Regions from separate parts of the Homo sapiens genome. Here region 2 is linked to region 1. The links are chromatin loops, found by intact Hi-C in ENCODE. Cell type or tissue: heart left ventricle. All regions are shown on one strand. Each heading gives the region's core, and the rest is flanking DNA. Links, peaks and the distances in the headings are about the cores only.

Region 1 (2,920 bases), core at 271-2,770:
AAAGAGCTCCTAAAACTCTAGTAATTTCCTGAGTGATCGGGGTGATAAAAGCATCTTTTGTTCTAATATTTGGTCTTTGTCCCTGATTCCTGACAGAGCTCCTAAAATCCTTTCAATTTCCTGAGTGATAGCAGTGTCTTTTATTCCTGACACAGAACTCCTGAAACCCTAGGGATTTCCTGGGTGATAGAAGCCTCTTTCGTTCTAATGAGGCGATCTTTCTGGGACCCTAGATAGCTTCAGGATAGGGGCTGGTCACCAGAAAGACAAGGCCTTGAGTAGAAGCCTAGAAATTTCAGCCCCATTCTCCTCAACCTCCAGGAAGGGAAGAAGGGCTAGAAACTGAGTTAATAATCAATCCATCATGCCTACATTACTAACCTCCATAAAAGCCCCTAAGTAATGAGGTTCTGAGAGCTTCTGGGTTGGTGAACACATCCAAGTGCCAGGATGGTGGCACACCCTAAATCCACAAGACAGAAGCTCCGGTACTTGGGACCCTTCCAGACCTTGTCCTGTGGACCCTCTTCATCTGGCTGTACAACTGAATCCTTTGTAATAAAATGGTAAATGTAAGTAAAGCACTTTCCTGGGTTCTGTAAACTGTTATAGCAAATTATCCAAACTCCCTCCCCCCATGATTTATAGCCAGTTGGTCAGAAGTACAAGAGGCCTAAACTTGTGATTGGCATCCGAAGAGGGGGCAGCCTTGTGGGACTGAGCCCTTAACTTGCAGGATCTGATGCTAACTCCAAGTAGTTAGTGTCAGCATTTAATTAAACTGTATAATAGGACAGCCGGCTGGTGTCCAAAGAGTTGGAGAAGTGTTTGTTGGTATGAGGAAAAACCCACACACTTGGTGTCAGAAGTGGGTAGAAACAGATCATAGTAATTGGTACCATCTGTCAACTCATCAATAGCCAAGGAAAACCACTTGAAATCATCTGCCTTGTTTTTTAATTGACTATTGATGTTGATACCATGTAGGATTTCATTTGAGAATCAGAGTTCCATCAAAAAAAGTTTAAAAGCCATTCTCCTATATTAGTTTCACTCCAATTTCTTCTGTTTAAACAACTATTAAATTTCATCTGTAATTATTTTTCCTCTGAAATGCCTTTCATGTCCATTTCATTCAATTTTCAGTCTTCAGGTCTTTTTCAGAACCTCATCACTTAATAAAATATACTTTGCTAGAGTATGATAGTAGTATTCCTGAGAAATCTCATCATTAAACAATCATTTCAATGAGGCAGGGGAAAGAGAGACTGAGATTAGTTTCAGAAGTTAGTTTCCTTCAGGGGAAAAAAATTTAATGGCTAATTAATTAGATCTACAACCCAAACGCTGCTGAGTGAATATATCCAGGCTGTTATAGAGTAAGTAGCTTTAACTCTCAGTTCAAAAGAGTAATGATTTCATGTAAACTTCAAGTTTATACACAATATTCCAAGAACAGCTTTCGAATACAAAATACCACATAAAATACAAGGTGGAAAATGAACAAAAATACTTTTATTCTGCTAAGATAGTCTGTTACTACTGCTTATTTTTTCACTGCAATCTTTTACTTTTTAATATCAGAAAAGGCCTAGATAATGTTAGACACTGAGCAAATTCTCCTACTAAATAATCTAGCTGAAGTCTGGATGATTAAAGCATAGCATCAAGTATTGCTTTTAGTAGCTAGCCTCCACTCACCCTGTAACAATCAAGAGCTTCTTCAGCCTTGCCTGGCATCGCATCTCCTTAATAACAGCACCTCAAAAGTTTCCCAGCCAGTCTCTAGCATTTTTGTCAAAGGCTTCTGCATAAGCCAAACTCCCTTGGATTTGTCACGGAATCCTAACATTTTAAAATAATACCTTTCAGGTTCCTATAAGTCCATTGTCTATTTCTCCTAAATATCATTTAAGAAAACAAAATGTCTGCAGAACAGGTAGAGCACAACAAGATTTTTCTATTGGGATAAAGTTAGACTTTCTCAGGACTCTAGAGTTAGAGTGGATCAAACTCCACGTCCTCCCCCTCTATCCATTGATAAAGAACTAAAAGTTAGATGAAGTGGGCAAGACCATATATGATTGATTTTTAAGGTGAAGAGAGATGAAGTGGGAAAGAATATATATGATTGATTTTTAAGGTAGAGTTCCTCCATTATGTAAGTACAATAGGCCCATATAGAATACTGTGTGTCTTCAAACAGCAACAAATAGGTTGTTCTTTTTGTGTTTGCAGTCATTTTGTTTTTTTAATTAATGCACTTGTCTCTTTAATTTTAACTAATCACACAAATGTAAAACAAGAAAGAGTAGGGGTCATTATTCTTGTATCAGATAAAACAGACTTTAAACCAACAGTAAAAAAAGACAAAGAAGGTCATTTTATAATGATAAAGGGTTCAATTCAACAAGAAGACTTAACTATCCTAAATATATATGCACCCAAAATTGGAGCACCTAGATTCATAAAGCAAATACGTCTAAACCTAGGAAAAGATGTATACAGCCATACAATAACGGGAGACTTCAACATCCCACTGACAGCCTTAAATAGATTATTGAGGCAGAAAACTAACACAGAAATTCTGGACAAGTGTCTAATTTCTCACTCGACCAACTGGACCTAATAGAGCTCTACAGTATACTCTACCCAACAACCATAGAAAATACATTTTTCTCATTTGCACACAGAACATATTCTAAGATCAACCTCTTGTTGGGCCATAAATCAAGTCTCAATAAATTCAAAAAAATGGAAGTCATACCAAGCACATTCTCAGACCACATTGGAATAAAAATAGGTATCAATACCAAGAAGAACCCTCAAAACCACACAATTACTAGAAACTAAACAACTTGCTCCTGAATGACTTTTGGATAAACAATGAAATCAAGGCAGAAATCAAAATATTCTTTGA
Region 2 (2,920 bases), core at 265-2,764, 95 kb after region 1:
AAAATGACCTTTCCAAATATTCTGTAACAATTCATTTAACTCATTCATAACTCAAAACTAGTTCCACTACTAGTCCCACTTCCCTTAAAACTAATTATACAACCTAATCAAATAAACAAATTTTAATATTATATGTATCTACACATACAGGTGTGTACATATGACAAGTACACATATACAGGGGCCTGCAGAACAGCAAGTGTGCATTTCATTCTAATCTCTTGGATATTGGCTCTTCTCAATTTTACAGGGAAAACTTCTCCATGCCACCCTAGATGTTCAAAGGTCAAACCCCTGTATTGTGAAGACATTTATCTATGTTGAATTAATATAGTTATCATTTAAAACACACTTCTCTCCATGTCTACTATAATCCTTCCCATCACCTTCTTTAAGATACTCATCATTGGCCTAACCCACACAATCCACCCAAATATTCAGAATATGCTCTCCCTCAACAAGGTCCAGTCTGAGGCACATCCTAAAAACAACTCTAGACTGAATCAGGCAGGGCTGCTACATGATGGTACAGCCAAGTTTCATGAGTTGAGCAAAGTGAGAACCCTGGGCCCTCTCAGGCCTTCAACACTCTGAGTCTCCAGAGATCTTTCATTATTAAATTTGGTGGCTAAACAGATGTAGAAGTTAAGGCAGGAAGAAAGTGATGAAAGCCCAGGGCTAAATCCTGGAACTAATCCTGAAGCAAAGCTACACTAGGATGGAACACCAATACTACGTATTTTGTGCCTTGTCATATTTTTCTCACTGCCATTTCATGTTTCTACATTAAATATGCTTTCTCTCTCTCTCTCTGAAACATGAACATCAAAAACTCTGATATGGGCCATGCACAGTGGCTCATGTCTATAATCCCAGCACTTCAGGATTATTAAAGTCATTATAGACAAAAAAGAAAGTAAAGAGTCCACTTTAGTTCCCTTAGGACATCTCATTCTTACCATGTGCCCCATTCTTCCACATTTTACCCGAATCTCTTTACTTATGCAAGTTTTTGCCAGTTTTTGCAAACAGAAAACATGATGTGGTTCTCAAGCACACAAATAGAGATCTCAATGTCTCTATCACTGACAATATTTTTTTAAAAGCTGGCATGACATACTGCCACCTTTTATCATGGGTGGCATAGACTGTTCTTATTTGCACAGAGAAAGAATAGGTTTCTGACATCAGTTATTTCCTGCTCACTTCAGCGAGCGCCCACCTGCCTGCCCTGCCATGGGCCAAGAGCACACAGACCCAAGTGGGCGGCAGCCCACCCGCCACCATGCAGCTCCACGCCGCTGCTCCACCAGCTGCTAAGTGCACCGCCAGCACAGGCCCGCCCATGCAGCTGGCACAACTGGGCCTGGGCTGCAAAAGCCCAGGGAATACAAGGGCTCCCTACTTCCCAGTTTAATAAAAATATTACACTTAATGATGCTTGTCAATATCCTCGCCCCTACAAACCATGGCCTGTTTAAACCCCTTTCCATATGTTCTCTCCATATTTTCTCTGCTGCAAGCTACTCTCTCCTCTCTTATGCCTACAACTTCAACTTCCTCATTCATTTCCAGTCCATCTATTTACCAGATCCTATCAGCTTCTCCATGTTCTATTGTCAACAAACAATAGAACATCTTTTGTCTTTTACCTTCATCTTTTTTTTTAGACAGGGTTTTTGTATTTTTTTGATTTTTTTAGACAGGGTCTCACTCTGTGGCCCAGGCTGAGCGCAGTGGTGCAATCATGGCTCACTGCAGCCTTGACTTCCAGGGCTCAAGTGATTCTCCCACCTCAGCCTCCTGAGTAACTGGAACTATAGGTGTGCACCACCATGCCCAGCTAATTTTTTATTTTTGTGTAGAGACAGGGTTTCCCTATGTTGCCCAGGCTGGTCTCGAACTCCTGAGCTCAAGTGATCCTCCTGCCCCTGCCTCCCAAATCACTGGGATTACAGGTGTGAGCCATCATACTCAGCTTACCTTATCTTTAATACACCTCCACCTCATCTTTTGTTTCCAATGTCTCATTTCTTAACCCACAAATATCTTTCAGCTAAATTTATATCAGCATATTACACATGAATGGTTATGATTTTGCAAGTATTATTTATTTTATAAACAAACTGTTGGGAGGCCAAGGAGGGAAGATCGCTTGAGACCAGAAGTTTAAGACCAGCCTGGGCAACATAGGAAGACCACATCTCTTTAAAAAAAAAAAATTAAAATTAAAATTAAAAAATTAAAAAATATATATATACATATATATAGAAAAGAAAAGCCAGGTATGGTGGTACACATATGTAATCCCAACTACTCAGAAGGCTGAGGCAGGAGAATTGCTTGAGCCCAGGAGGCAAGGCTGCAGTGAGCCATGACTGGACCACTGCACTCCAGCCTGGGTAACAGAGAAGACCCTGTCTGAAAAATTAAAAAATAATAATAATAAGAGAACTGGTAAATGTAACAAATCTAGCTATTTTTCTCAATTCCCGTGGCTCAATGATTCCAATCACTATCAACTCTTGCCCAATTATTGTGACCACCTGTCTCATCTTACCTGGCTTTTCCTGGACAATCTGCTTCTCTCATGACTAGCTATATCATTCTCCTACTCCTTCAGCTTGATAAAAAAGGACTTGCTGCTTCTTGCTCCCCAGGACCACTCCCTGTTATCCTATCACTAAAAAATCGCTTGGGAGTCACATTACTCACTGAAACCATTCCTTCTGCAACATCTACCAACCTCCAGAACACCCTCCTATTTCCCCTACCCAATAACTTCAATTCTGCTTGCTCCCAAATTCAGCCATTATTCTCAATGACTTCAACAAAGATGCTCAAGAACTTTCTACACCCTGACCTTCAAAAACTCCTAAGACCTTCATCTGCACTTCAGCTAGCCACAAAGAAACAAAAC

What was found. Hi-C counts contacts between places; a loop is a spot of excess contacts. Peaks named below come from ENCODE experiments on the same cell type or tissue, not always from the same donor. Only the 100,000 strongest peaks of a DNase experiment are listed, where the experiment ranks them.
Region 2: it touches region 1 in a loop (2.0-fold over the local background); 4 of 110 quality-filtered maps call a loop at or near these places.

Annotation. Positions count from the first base shown.
Region 1 is chr3:125,263,599-125,266,518 of GRCh38, forward strand. All of the region lies in intron 7 of ZNF148 (zinc finger protein 148), which reads right to left. Among named protein-coding and RNA genes, the nearest start is that of SLC12A8, 52 kb to the left of the region's middle. In heart left ventricle, for the core only: no CTCF peak of the experiment used is centred there; no DNase peak of the experiment used is centred there.
Region 2 is chr3:125,358,606-125,361,525 of GRCh38, forward strand. All of the region lies in intron 1 of ZNF148 (zinc finger protein 148), which reads right to left. Among named protein-coding and RNA genes, the nearest start is that of ZNF148, 15 kb to the right of the region's middle. In heart left ventricle, for the core only: no CTCF peak of the experiment used is centred there; a DNase peak (open chromatin) is centred at 1,256.